Linked DNA regions of Homo sapiens: region 2 is linked to region 1. A link is a contact called in ENCODE Hi-C data. All regions are on one chromosome and are shown on one strand. The core of a region is the stretch at or near the end of the contact, and the rest is flanking DNA. Distances in the headings are between cores, read along the strand shown. Region 1 holds the start of TMTC4 (transmembrane O-mannosyltransferase targeting cadherins 4). Region 2 overlaps STK24 (serine/threonine kinase 24).

The links. Hi-C counts contacts between places; a loop is a spot of excess contacts on that map. Pooled maps may share reads with other maps.
Region 2: a pooled map shows a loop between it and region 1 (4-fold over the local background). The contact joins the enhancer-like site here to the promoter of TMTC4 in region 1. A Hi-C loop is called at or near these places in 3 of 50 pooled maps.

What each region holds. Positions count from the first base shown.
Region 1 is chr13:100,671,036-100,678,585 of GRCh38, forward strand. It overlaps TMTC4 (transmembrane O-mannosyltransferase targeting cadherins 4), which reads right to left and starts at 3,760. Exons shown (of 19, transcript NM_032813.5): 1 at 3,709-3,760. RefSeq lists enhancers at 2,136-3,025, 4,351-4,430 and silencers at 3,141-3,220, 3,271-3,630, 3,661-4,160.
Region 2 is chr13:98,505,047-98,512,596 of GRCh38, forward strand. All of the region lies in intron 2 of STK24 (serine/threonine kinase 24), which reads right to left. Among named protein-coding and RNA genes, the nearest start is that of STK24, 68 kb to the right of the region's middle. RefSeq lists enhancers at 881-1,480, 1,481-2,080, 2,081-2,680. Within about 2 kb of position 4,610, at least 29 of the 41 ENCODE cell types and tissues checked have a DNase peak (open chromatin) inside an H3K27ac peak, as active enhancers do.

The sequences.
Region 1 (7,550 bases), core at 2,510-5,009:
ATTAAATGTGAAGGAAAACAAATAATTTATAGCAATTTTAAATGCACAATAGAGTCATGAGCTGACAAAAGGTCATGTAACCGGTTTTGACGTTATCTGTTTTATTGTTTCAATAGTGAATTTATTGGCTCATGCAATATATTTTTGGAGATGGCGTCTTGCTATGTTGCCCAGACTAGCTTCAACTTTTGGGCACAAGTAACCCTCCTGCCTCGGTCTCCCAAGTAGCTGGGACTATAGGAGTGTGCCACTGAGCCTGGATATTATCTGCTTCAGGCTCAAATATTTGAAAATTATTTCACAAACGTTTGTCAAGGTTCAAATGGCCTTCTAAGTAGAATACTAAATCAGGAAATACTTTGTGCTCCTAAATTAGCGACTGTACCTCAGATTGCTTAGAACATAAACGTGTTCTAAGCAATATGTTCTAAGCATAATCATGTTCCAAGCCACAGCCCCAGGATATATAAGGCAGACTGTGGACCACACCATCAACGAGATGCCCTGGTAGGAGGCCAGGTCCAGACTCTTGGGAAGTCAAGTGGATGGCTGACTCAGTGGATCTCAGATGATCTCCTCCTCTGCTCTTGCAGGGACAGCAGGAAACCTGGCCTACCTCCAACGCCCCTGCCCCTACATCATTTCCCAGTTCTGGCTGGCTCTCCCCTCCTTGCTGTGACTCCCCTGCTTCTCTATCTCAGGGGGCTCCTTCTCCTTTCTCCAAGGCCTCCCACTTCTTTGCTGCCACTGAAAATACTCACAAATGCTCTTTTCTTTGAAGGGATTTACTGTTAACGTACATAGTGGAACAGTTTGGAAAATGCCTTTCACTAGCAAACGCAAAAAAAAAAAAAAAAAAGCTACAATTTGTTAGAAAGCCAGGCAAAGTGATCAGTCTAGTCCAGTGGTTGAGACCAAAGGCTCTGGTGACGGACAAACCTGGACTTGCCGGCTGCACGACCTTGAACTGCTTAGTCTTTCTAAGAATCAATTTCCTCACTGGCACAACACAGTACCACCACCACTTTCTTCAGAAGGTGGTGGTAAGGATTAAAGGAGAAAATGTATGCAAACAACTAGTTCTCATTATTGTTAGATTTTGGAGAAATTAGCCGCTGCTTCCCAGTCCCTGACTGCCTGTCTCGGGCGCACCCATGTTGCCAGTGTTTATTCCTGCAGATGGGCTGAGCACTAGGGCCAGCAGTAGCCCATCGGGTGACCTGGTGCGACTGAGAAAGGCGGGCCCTTCTTTTGGGCAGACCCGGGGCACATGGCTTCCTTGGTCAGGTGTCTGGCACAAACTGTACAACCATGCACAGTGACCTTGTTCCCAACTCTCCTTCCTCCAACACTAAACGACTTCTGTTCCTCAATGACCTGAGCCAGGCCTGGCACTCAGTTAAAAGAAGCCCTGTCTGAGCAAGGTGGCAGAGACGGGGGACCACCCTCTCTACATCCCTTCCCCCCTTTTTTTGAACAGGGTTTCACTCTGCCACCCAGGCTGGAGTATAGTGGTATGATCATAGCTCACCACAGCTTCACCTTACTGGGCTCAAGGGACCCTTCCACCTCAGCCTCCCAAGTAGCTGGGACTATAGGCATATGCCACCATGCCTGGCTATTTTAAATATTTTTTTGTAGAGACAGGGTCTCACTATGTTGCCCAGGCTGGAATCAAACTCCTGGCTTCAAGCGATCCTCCTGCCTCAGCCTTCCAAAGCATGGGGATTACAGGTGTGAACCACCGTGCCCGGCCTCCACCATTTTTTACAGTCAGGACATGAAATAGGAAAGGATGCTCTGTTTTCTTCCAGATGGGCCCTAGGTTGAACTTTCTGGTCCCTCTTCTCCACATGATGTCCTGCCTGGGCTCCCTGGCTCCTCTGCCATAGCTGGATCGTTAGTTCACCTTATGAAGCAACAAAAAGAGAGACCCACTGTGGCCTCTGCTACAGGCCAAGCAGAGGGCACAACCCAGGAGGAATGAAGTCAGTGTTCTGCTCGCTACCTGACTCCTGCGACAGAATCAACTGGCCCCTCAACAGGGGCTGAATCTGGAACAAAGCAGACGTCCCTTTATCCTACAATTTCTCAAACTTCTCATATCGAGCCTCTGTTTTCAGGAGGTTAAAACAAATTAATCATCAGTGAGAAGGCCAAAAAGACCCCACACAGGGACCCCAGAAAAACAAATGTCATCCAGCTGTGAACCATGAGGGCCCAATGACAGCTGACACGGCAGCCTGGACTGCGGTAAACAGAATGGCGAGACCAAACCTAAATGTTTCCCCTTGGAAAAATTAGCAGCAGCCACCTACAGAAGAATATTCCCCTCCATGCATCCAGGGGCCTGCTGACCTCTGCCCAGCCTTTCTACCTCATCTGTAACATTCAATCACATAGCCAGCCATCCTATGCACGCTGAGAGGTGACAGCGCCTCTGGGAATCAGATTAGAGAACACAATCGTTTGTGACCCTGCATCCCTGGGCCTGGCAGTTTCCTGACTGATCAGACCCTGGGCCCCTCAAGGCAGGGGCGCGAGCCACCACCACCGCCCTCCTCCGTGCAGTGCTGAATACATGCTACTGAAGGCTAAGGTATCGTCCTGCTGTGACGGCCTTCCCATTTTATAATTCAGTAGCGCACGAGGGCCATGGCTGCCTATAGCAAGAATGTGTGTGGTTTGATATTCACAGTTCCACTGTCCCAGAAAGTTTCCAGTTTGCTAGCTTGTAGCCATTTCCCCTATCTAGGTGCACTGGCCGTGATTTTACCCCACTCCATCTGGGGCGCGCCCGGCGCAGACAGGACTGCAGAGAAAAGGGACAGGGAGGGGACCTAGTCAGTCCCTACTATAACTGTTTCTCAAGACATTCTCCCCATGCATTTATTTGCTCTCCCGGGGAAAGAGCGAAGTGTGGGATGACTCATAGTGGCTAGATCGTTCCTCTAACTCCTCCCTTCTTTTGTGTGTGGTTTAAAAAAAAGAAAAACACACACGCAGCCCATAGCCACAACATCAACAAGACCAGAAGCCCCGCAGAGTTCGCAGGAGGTGGGCAGTGGCTGCGCCACCTGCTCGGCTTCCCCAAACTCCGAGCCCACGCCGGGAAGCGGCGGCTCGGTGGCCCCGGGCGCCCGGGCCGGTGGCCCCGCGCTCGCGCCGCTCCGCTCCGCAGCCGAGCGTGGAGTAGCAGGCGCTCGCGGCGCGGCGGGGGAGCCGCCGCGGAACCCAGGGCAGGCGGCCAAGCGGCCCGGCTGTGTCCAGCCATCGCCTGCGCCGCGGCCAGCTGGCGGCCAGGCGCGGGGCCCCGCGGCCAGATGGCCGCTCCGGGGACGCGCCGCAGGCGCCGGGTGCGCCCGGGCCGAGGGAGCGCCGGCGCGGCTGTGCAGGCAGGGGCTGGGGGCGGCGACCTCTGCCCGGGCGGAGAAGCTCAGGGGCCCGAGCGCGGCGGGCGGGGCGCGCAGCCTCCACGCCGCGCCCTTTGTCCCATGTGCGGCTCACACAGGGGCCCGCGTCCCCCGTGACCCCGGCCCGGGCCGCAGCTCAGGTCCCGGAACCAACTCCTCCAGCAGCGCCGCTCTGGCCCGGGCCGCCGTGCGGGGCTCGGGACACGGCGGCAGCGGGGAACCCGCGCCCGCTCCGCGTCCAACTCCGCTCGCCCCGCGGCGCGCTCGGCCCTGCAGGGGCCGCCCCGCGCGTTACCTGCAAGGAGCCTGAGCCCCGGCCGCATCTCCCTCCCGGGTGCGGAAACTCTGGCGGCTCCAGGCACCCGCCCGGACCTGGCAGGGGGAGGGGCCGCCCGCCGCGCACCCGACCCCCCCCGCGCCGCGCCTCCCGCAGCTCCCCACGCGCGCGGGCGCCCCCCAGCACCAGTCTCGGCCCGCCCCCTCCGCCCGACCATTGGCTGCTGCTCCCGTCACTTTCAGGCCACAGCCAAGTCCCTCCTCAGCTCATTGGCGGACGCGCCGGTGACGTCAGGCCAGGGGGCGCTAGTCGGCGGCGAAGGAGGCGCAGGGACAGACGGACCCGGCGGGAGAGGAGGAAGCCGGGTTGTGGGCGCGGAGCTGAGGCGGAGGCGGGGCCGGGGCGGGAAGGGGCGGCCCCAGCTGGGTCGGGCGAGGCTGGCTGCGGGAAACCGAGTGAGCCCTCGCTTTTCCTCCGGGGTCCGCGCGCGGGACCCTATTTCTGGCCTGTCTCGCGCTTCGCCTGCGCGGTGGTCTCCACGCTGGGACTGCGGCGTCCTCGCAGAACAGCCAGAACTCCACTTCTTCCTGTCCGGGAGGAGTTGTTTAAAACATGCGTATCTCCACCTTCTGCTTCTTAGAACAGAACTGACTGAAGCCGTGTTCTTCCCGCCGAGACCATGCCGCCCCATCGACCCTGCTGCGGCCAGAGCCACCCAGGGCGGGCCCACTCACCGCAGGCTCGGGCCACTTGGTTCCAAACCTCCACTCCCATCCAGGGGCCCGGCACACCCACCACACTCCCACTCTCAGAGGTCTTTGCCGCCTGCTTCAGGAGAAAAGAGAAACTTCCACTTTCCACCGGCAAAACTGCACACCTGCTCCCTCCATCACCGAGCCCCCCCCCCCACCTTCTGTTTTTCCAGTATCGCAGAATCCGATCCGTTGCTCCCTCTGGACTGGAATCCGTATCCTCGGCATTTCATCATTCCAAGATTCTCTACTCCACGTACCCTTGCTGCCACCCTCTTCTACTTTCCATCGCTGAAGTTGGTGAAAGAGGCGCCTGCCCCCAGTTTTGTGGTCTCTCAACTCCACGTGTTCGTTTTCACACTCGGTGAAATTGCCTTTTTAATTGTCGCAAGTAGCATCCACATCACTAAAGTCAAAGGACACTCTCCTTTCTCGTGTTAACTGATCTGAGCAAAATTCCTTCTTTCTCCTTAAAACACGTCTTCCTGTGGCGGGGGTGCTCCACTTTCCTGTCTGTCCCCAGTCTTGGCGTGCTTGTCTACTCTGGGTGACCACCAAATAACAGAGTTTTCAAGGTCTCAGACCTTTCCTCTTACTCCACAATTTTTCCCTGAATGATTTAACCTGCTGTCAACATTTAAATCAATATATCCCAAATTTGCAACTCTAATCTTTGCTCCTCTGAGCTCCAAATCCGTTTATCTAGCTTCCTATTCAGCTACTCCTGGTAACAAGCACCTCAAATGGAACCCATCCAAAACTGAATGCGTCCTTTCCCTGCTTGCTTTCAACTCCCTGTCTCCCTGTGATAGTGAAGACACCACTATCCAGTGTTTCCCAAACTCTGCCTTCACCTCGGCATCTAACAAATCGCCAAGATTCTACTTCCTAAATAACTCTGAAGTCTGTCCACTTCCTACCATTTCCAGTATTACGTATCATAATGTGCTTACTGCACGTGCGTTTTCCCGGCCCACACTCAGTGATGTCTCGTTGGTAGACTGTAATGGGCCATGGTCGAAGTATTTACACCATGGAAATTAGCCAACATTATGAATCATGAATCAGGGATCGATTTGTTTTGCTGATTGTCTCTAGACTTCAGAAAGTGATGGGGAAGATGTTAATAATGTAGATTAAACTTAAAAATGTGTTTAGTGCTGAAACAAGATTGCAGTTTAATGAGTTTATACAAGGGTAAGAAGTAGTTTAACAGATCACATATCAGATTTAAGGACAATAAATTTGTTGGCAAAAAGTGGATCGGTATGTAATTTCACTAGTCACATCATGGTTGAGTTACAAGCATTGGATGGATTCAGATACAAGCCTTTGGCAAAAAAGAAGCAAAGCTTTCTGTGAGAATCAGTCAAGTAGATAGAACTGACAATAAAGAGTGTCTGCCTTTTACTTGTGTATTGTTTATTACACATCCTTTATATCAGAAACATTTATAACACACATATGGTTGTATATATAGGTGGAAATAAAAAGCAGATGAGATTTTAGTCAGTTTTTTTTTTTATACTTTTAAGTTCTAGGGTACATGTGCAGAACGTGCAGGTTTGTTACATAGGTATGTATGTGCCATGTTGGTTTGCTGCACCCATCAAGTTGTCATTTACATTAGGTATTTCTCCTAATGCTATCCCTCCCCCAGCACCCCACCCCCTGACAGGCCCCGGTGTGGGTGCGTGAGGTTCCCCACCCTGTGTCCATGTGTTCTCATTGTTCAAGTCCCACCTATGAGTGAGAACATGTGGTGTTTGGTTTTCTGTCCTTGTGATGCTTTGCTCAGAATGATGGTTTGCAGCTTCATCCATGTCCCTGCAAAGGACATGAACTCATCCTTTTTTATGGCTGCATAGTATTCCATGATGTATATGTGCCACAGTTTATTAATCCAGTCTATCGCTGATGGACATTTGGGTTGGTTCCAAGTCTTTGCTATTTTAAATAGTGCTGCAATAAACATACGTGTGCATGTGCCTTTATAGTAGTGTGAGTTATAATCCTTTGGGTATATACCCAGTAATGGGATCGCTGGGTCAAATGGTATTTCTAGTTCTGGATGCTTAAGGAATAGCCACACTGTCTTCCACAATGGTTGAACTAGTTTACACTCCCACCAACAGTATAAAAGCGTTCCTGTTTCTCCACATCCTCTCCAGCATCTGTTGTTTCCTTAATTTTTAATGATAGCCATTCTAACTGGCATGAGATGGTATCTTATTGTGGTTTTGATTTGCATTTCTCTGATGGCCAGTGATGATGAGCATTTTTTCATGTGTCTGTTGGCTGCATAAATGTCTTCTTTTGAGAAGTGTCTGTTCATATCCTTTGCCCACTTTTGGATGGGGTTGTTTTTTTCTTGTAAATTAAGTTCTTCGAAGATTCTGGATATTAGCCCTTTGCCAGATGGGTAGATTGCAAACATTTTCTCCCATTCTGTAGGTTGCCTGTTCACTCTGATGATAGGTTCTTTTGCTGTGCAGAAACTCTTTAGTTTAATTAGATCCCATTTGTCAATTTTGGCTTTTGTTGCCATTGCTTTTGGTGTTTTAGACATGAAGTCCTTGCCCATGCCTATGTCCTGAATGGTATTGCCTAGGTTTTCTTCCAGGGTTTTTATGGTTTTAGGTCTAACATTTAAGTCTTTAATCCATCTTGAGTTACTTTTTGTATAAGGTGTAAGGAAGGGATCCAGTTTCAGCTTTCTACATATGGCTAGCCAGTTTTCCCAGCACCATTTATTAAATAGGGAATCCTTTCCACATTGCTTGTTTTTGTCAGGTTTATCAAAGAGATGGAGACTTGCTGTGTTGCCCAGGCTGGAGTGCAATGGTGCAATCTCAGCTCACTGCAACCTCCACCTCCCAGGTTCAAGTGATTCTCCTGCCTCAGCCTCCCGAGTAGCTGGGATTACAGGCACCCACCACCATGCCCAGCTAATTTTTGTATTTTTAGTAGAGACGGGGTTTCACCAGGTTGGCCAGGCTGGTCTCGAACTCCTGACCTCAGGTGATCCACCCGCCTCGACGTCGTAAAATGGTGGGATTACAGGTGCGAGCCACCACGCCTGGCCTAGTCAGTTTTATTATTGTCAAC
Region 2 (7,550 bases), core at 3,360-5,859, 2.2 Mb before region 1:
AAGGTCCCTGTAATCAAAGAAATCATTGTGGTTTTGCATTTGGCATATTTATGCCCCCTTTCTTCTAGGGACAAGTCTGTCAGCCTCTGAACGGGATCTCAACTTTCAAAAGGAAAAGTGTCCGGAAACACAGATCCACCAAGGTATAAAGGAGACGAGAGAAAGGCTTCATGCCACACCTCAGTGTAGACAGCAAACATAATAGCAATTCATTCTCAAAAAAGAGCTGTAGATCCACTGCTACTTTTAACGAACCAATGTTTTCCACTAAACATTTCAACTTAAGCCAACTCCACCTCATCACACTTGTTGGAAATATATGATCAATAATGACTCCAAAATTCATGTACTATACTACACCAGCCTTGGCTGGAAGCCAACAGCAGAAGCATGTATGTAAATGAAGACTGCAGATGATTAGCTTCTGTAAGCCCTGGTCTATAATCAACCTTGTCATTGACCTATCTCCACTGATTCCATTTACAATGACAGGGAAGAGTCATTAGACCCAATTGAAGCATATAATCGAAAGCCAATCTCATACCAAGCCAACCAAAAATAATCAAAATTCTGTAAACTAACTTGAGTACCTAATCTAGTGCAACAATGATTGGTCTCTTAACAGGTTATGTAAATTTCTTTCAGCAATTCCATCTGCAGTGACCAACAGCCACCCAATGTCAAAACATCAACACTTTCTAACTAACTGCACAGCTAGCAAAAGTATTTATGTATGTTCTATTATATATCAACACATCATTTCCTTGAAAAAATCTGCTTTTCCCGGGACAAAGAAATGCCTGCAGATACTTGATCCTTGTCACTACAGAAATGTGAATAATGGAAATCAGAATACTGTTAACAGTTATCTGTATATCAAACATACAAAGAAAGGAAGACAAAAAAATCTTTTCATGAAGAGTTTTCTGTATCTCTGTTTTAAAAGTTTGATTCAAATATATGTTTTAGATAGCCAATCAAAAAAGGAGAAAAAGCTTACCTACAAATTAATTTACTTCTCTAAAGATGAACTGCCACAGACAAAAGGACTCGCCAAAACACCAATTAAGTTTTACGTCTAGTAGCTTTTCAAAAGGCAAAAATCTAAACCAGTCACCACTCCAGAAACGACTAGGAACTAACTCCAAACACATCAGTCAATTCTCTAGAGCCCGACGGGTCTGAACTGTCAGACAAAAAGAGCAACGTTCTCACGGACCCTGTGCTAGGATGCAAAGGTGACAAGGAAATAAAATACAGGTCGTCAGGAAGGATACAGCTTTTCAGACAGCTGGATTCCTAATAACTGGAACGGCTGCAATGAGAACAAATGGAATCACCGCCCAGATTCATAGGCAACCGTGAACATCCACAGGTGAGGAACACAGCAGTGCTAACGAAGGAAGGTGCAGGACCACAAAACCAAAACGAGGCTCCTGGCAGCAGCTGATGCGAGCACAGGAGGGGAGGACAAGGACTGCCCTGCCGAGCTCACAGGGCAATGTCTCCCGTAGCCGAAGCAGCTCCTCCGTTATCAATCACACAGTGCAATTTCCCACTCAAACACAAAGGACAGACTTGTGGACCCTGGCTAAGCTTCCGGATCTATGTCAAAGTGGGGCACAGCTACCGGCACCAATTCAAATTCAATCATTTAATACATATGAGTACAGAGGTGAGCATCGGCGAAGCACTAAAAATGCACTAAAACCACGGACACGTGTTAGGCAAGAATTTCTCCTGCTGAACTACCCAATAAATACGGTGGCCGTGAGTAAGAATTCAATGCTAGGACAAATACAGTCTTTTGAAGATGTGACCTAATACTCTCAGATTCCAGGCAAGTGTGAAACGGTGACCCTGGGCCAGGAGCCCGCAGGCCCGTCTTGCTAATTTGCTCAGGCTTTCAGGGGAACCTCACTGGACACATGCAAAGGGCGTGCTGACCTGTGAGCAGAGGCCTGAGTGCAAAGGACGGTGCTGGCCGACACTAGGCCTCTGTAAATGTGCAGCTGGGCGGGAGAGCCAGCGAGGATGCCTCCAGCAAGGCAGTGCCACTGTGTCTGCTCCACCCGATTCTCCCTCCTCAACTTTGTAAAATGGCTGAACTATTGAATAAATATCTGAAATACCCTCTGTAGAAGGAGAACACACCACTGGAGAGAGGGAATCCGGTAAGAAAATGGGGGAGAAGTACTTAAGAGGACAACCGTCAGGTGCAGGGAAGCTAACGGTAGACCAGGAATGAGGAAACTCTGGCCCTAAATCCCAGCTCAACAGCCAAAGGGCTGCAAAAGCTTTGAAAGCCTGAGCAAATTAGCAAGACAGGCCTGCGGGCTCCTGGCACAGGGCCAACGCTTCACACTTGCCTGGAATCTGAGTATTTGTCCTAGTGTTGATAGTAGAAGAAAAGGAAATCACTCAGCTTCTCTGGGCCATGGTTTTCTAGCCTAGAGAAAGAAAGATAAGGGCTAGCCACCTCTGAAGGCCTTTCCAGCTCTAATTATCTTTGGCTCTGATTTCTCTGACTTTACACAAGGAATACCGTATCTTAGGGCCAGCTGAGCCAAATCAATTACAGACTGCAAATAACTTAAAAGACAAGTATGCCCAGTGTCTGCAGATGAGGAAACAGAGCCCAAAATTAGACTACCACACTCCCTGGCTTCATTCCCAGCCAGGACGGGATATCCTGAGGCAGGTCTCCAGGTCTCCAGATCTCCAGAGCACAGAGTCAGGAAGGCGGGAGACAAACAGAAATGTGATGGTAAAGGCAGCCTCCCCTCTAACTAGGTCTTGTCTCTAGCTTCTTTTATGACACTTCCCAAAAGCCCATTGCAGATCTCTTCCCCCAACCCTAAAACCTCTATTCCACCAAGTCAAGCTCAAGTGGTGTTATCCCATAAACCCACATGGCCCAAAATGCAACAGGGAAAGTACCAAAGGAGAATTCAAACACCAATGCATAACAAGTGTTTGACATTACAATAAACTCAAAAATATAAAGAAACACGTAGCCTGCAATGACGGTCCCAGCTACCCAGAATTCTTCCTGCTCCCCACCGCTTCTTGCTACTTCAAATACTAAAATATGAAAGGCTAATTATAAAGCTAATAGAAGAAAAAAAATAAATATATTTGTAACCTATGAGAAGCTGATGTATTTCGTATACAGGATCCCAAAAGCAGAAATCATATAAGGTGAAAAACTGATGGATTAACTACATTAAAATCAAGGATTTTTTTCCCCAACAGAGGACGCTTCAAAGTTAAAACTAGTGTGATAAAGTCAGAGAACACACCTGTGGTATCAAAAACCAACACTAAGAGACAAGAAACATAGTAGGAAATTTCACAGAAGAATGTATGTTAATAAACAGCAAGAGTATTTGCCTACAAGTAAACCACTAGCCTTTCAGGGTCAGCAGAAAAGAATGCCAATTTAAATGCAACTTACACCACAAGCCCCACTGGAGAGCAGAAATGCTACTTAGAATTTCTGTTGGGACAGAAGATGAGATCTTTCTTGGTAAACTTATTGCTATTGTCCGGGAAAGTGAGGGTGGGAGGAACAGGGGGTATTTTAAAGGGGCCAGGGGCATGTCTGTGTACACAGTGTCTGGTTCCATGCCATACGAGCTATGGCAGAGAGAAAAAGCACTTTCCCCTAACTCTCAGAAAAGGTGGTCTTAAATCAGAATGAGTTAACTTTGTAACATACCACAAACTAACCTTCAGGGCCACGCCTCATATTTTATTCCCATGAAGCTCCCACTTAAAACAATTCACACCTTCTCTGCTTTGAAGTCCATTCTTCAGCTTTGCCAATTTCAAAGCTGTTTCATCAGTTCTCAAAGGGATGGTCAAGCTTGAGGAATGTGACTAGCGCTGGTGAGACTCACAAGAGCTCCTGTTCACAGACTAGAAATAATTTGTAATGAATTAATTTGTAATGTGGCTACCAGGCCAAAACATATAGTTTTGGGCACCCTTTTTTAGTTTCACAATACTTCATAAGCCTAATTATCAGACAATTATTTCCTGACTAGAAAATTGAAAGGGAATTTGATAATCACATGTAATAAACACATTAAACTATAGAAAACTTCCTAGGAGATATGAATTCAACAGAATAATCCTAATGGTTAAGAACATACATAGATGCTCAAAGTTATGATTAATAGAAATGGAAATAAACATAAAATACTGTTATAGCTAAGAGATTGGTGAAAGAAAGTTTTATAGTATCAATGTTGCCAAGAACGTAGACAAACCATGCTCAACACAATTAGCCATGATTAGTCATGAGGGAAATGCATGTGAAAACCATGAGATACTGCTTAACACAATTTTAAAAAAACAAACAAGGGGAAATTGAAACCTTCATTCACTACCATGAGAACATAAGCCACTACTGAAAACAGTCTCAACAGTTCCTCAAAAACAAAAAAAAAAACCAGTTCCTCAAAAGGTTAAACATAAAATTTGTATATTACAGTAAACTCTTCAAATTTTATGTTGCCTTGGCATCCATTTTGAATACAAGTTTAACTTTCTCATACCAGAAGCAGGGCTTAGTCACCCTTGACACGGTCTCCAGTTCTAGACCACACCCAAAAGGCCCAGCTCGCTGGCCAAGATAAGAACTTAGAGGCATCTCCTACACCCAGCAGACTGAGCTCCCCATGTTCCATCTGCTTCCTTTAAACAGAACACTCAGGCCTGCCCGAGAACTTACAGAGCCCCACGCCCTGTTCCCTCTTATATAATGTATACTGCCAGTTGTGCACACTCTCTCTGTCGCTCTCTCTCTCTGCCTGACTCTTCATTCTTGCCTTGTGTAACCCAGGACAGAGGACTGCCTCCTGCCCAGGATATGTAAGTAATAAGTCTTTGAACTTGGATTTGACCACGACATATTATATGTAATATCAAAATATCACATGTACCTCAGATATCTGTACAATCATTATGTAGCCATTTTTCAAAAGCATCTTCTAAAATATATGTTTGAACTTGCTTCCTGTTGTGATGGTGTACGGACTCTGTACCCTCCATCCGAAGAACCAACCACATTACCCCAGGACGTGTGGGAGCAAACAAGGTTGGACTCCCAGCACCAGAATGATGGCCAGGTAGTCAGACAAGACCCACAGGGGTGTCCGTCAGTATAAACAAGTTTCCCGAGTCGGGGCTCAGACCATTATGCGTGAGCCCATCCACCAGGTAAAAGAAGCATCCTGTGAAAGGCACACGGTCATCACCCACATCCAGCTGCCTTTCAGTTCCCCTTAGGGAAGGGTCGCTAGCTACTCTGATACTGGAACCCAATTCAGATGGGGGCTCCCAAAACACATTTGACCCAATAACCCCACTCCCAAGTAATACATCCAAAAGAAAGGAAAACATATCCACACAAAAACTTGTACACGAATGTTCATGGGAACAGTATTCACAACAGCCAAAAAATAAAAACCCAAATATCCACCAACTGATAAATAGATAACAAAGTGTGGTCTATCCACAGAATGGAACATTATTCAGCAATAAAAAGAGCTATTGACACATGCTGCAACAGAGCCCTTGAAAACATGCCGCGTGAAACAAACCAGACACAACAGGACACATGTTCTATAATTACACTTATATGAGGTGTCCAGAATACGCAAATCTATAGAGACAGAAAGGAGACTCGGGAATCTGGGAAGAAATGGGAAGTGAATGATGATGGGTAGAGTATCTTTCGAGGGGATGAAATGTTCTAAAATTGTGGTGATGGCTGCACCGCTCTGTGATATACCAGAAACTCTTGAATTGTATATTTTAAGTGGGTGAATTGTAGATCGGTAAAGGTTTTTATTTTTTTACTTAAACACAGAAACAAAAACCCACAGCTAAACCAGGCATTTAGCTGGTAAGGCTATTCCGAACAACCACACGGTAGTATTTTTTCCTTACTAATAAAAGAGATAGACAGTGTCTCACTCTGTTACCCAGGCTGGGGTACAATGGCACAATCATAGCTCACTGCAGCCTCGAACACCTGGGCTCAAGTGATCCTCCCACCTCGGCTTTCCAAAGTGTTGGAATTACAGGGTGAGCCACTGTGCCCGGCCCCATATTCCCACATGGTAGCATTTACCTAAAATGAATATCCTACTCCAAACTCTAGAGTACTGACGGGAAATAGTAAGCGTCTTAGGACAAGATACTCAAAAATCATAAGTCATTAGGGAAATGCAAATTAAAACTACAATGAAATACCATTCCACACCTACTAAAATGGCAAACATGAAAATTACTGACAGTACCCCAAATGCTGGTGGGGATGCAAAATTATACAGGCACTCTGGAAAATTAAACAGACATTAAATAGAAATTAAATACCTATCCTACTCATAAGTATTTGCTCTAGAAAAATGAAAAACTTATGTTCATACCAAAAAAGTGCATCAATATTCATAGCAACACTGTTCATAATCACCAAATTCTGGAAACACCCACATGTCCTTCGATAGGTAAACCTGGTTATACACACCCTGGTGCCCTACTTAACAGTAAAAAGGAACAAACAAGTGACACATGCATGAACACGGAAGGATTCCTCAGGCATGACAATAACTGAAAAACGCCACTAACAAAAGCCACTAACAACAGATGTGTGATTCCATCTACGGTGCTCCGGAAAAGCCAAAATGCTAAGGACTGATCAGTGACTGCCATGGGCGGGGGATGGTTCAGGAATTCTTTGGAACGTTGGCATTGTTCTGGTCCCATGTGTGGTGGTACTTATAAGAATCTATACATATGTTACAACACATAGGACTATACATCCAAGAGTGAGTTTTACAGTAATTTTTTTTTTTTTTTTTGAGACAGAGTCTCGCTGTGTCACCCAGGCTGGAGTGCAGTGGTGTGATCTCAGCCTCCCAGGTTCAAGCGATTCTCGTGCCTCGGCCTCCCAATTAGCTGTGACTACAGGTGCGTGCCACCATGCCTGGCTAATTATTTTTGTATTTTTAGTAGAGACAGGGTTTCCCCATGTTGGCCAGGCTGGTTTCGAACTTCTGACCTCAAGTGATCCAATCGCCTCAGCCTCACAAAGTGCTGGGATTACAGGCGTGAGCCACTGTGCCCAGCCTACAGTACATAAATTTTTAAAAATGTTATGGGGAAAAACAAACCCATACATACACCATACACAAAACCATGTTTTCTCTATTGAAGACACACAGATTAAAACAGAAAAGGATCTTACATAGGTCGATGATGATGGTGCCATGAACTGCAAAATATGAAAAACTCAACTCTTACCTGAGGTCCATAAATAGAACAGAGAGAAAGAAATGCAACCAGAAAATGAGCAGCAATTGACTTAGAGCGAAACAGGTCATTTTATTGGCTAGAAAGGAGTCCAAAGCTCAAAGAGGCTACTGGGAAGAGCCCTGCTTTAGCACTAAAAATACACATCATGTCTACCGAGAAACAAAAACAAAACAAAAACCCTAAACACACACAAAGTAAGTTTTTTTTTTTTTTTTTTAAAAAGG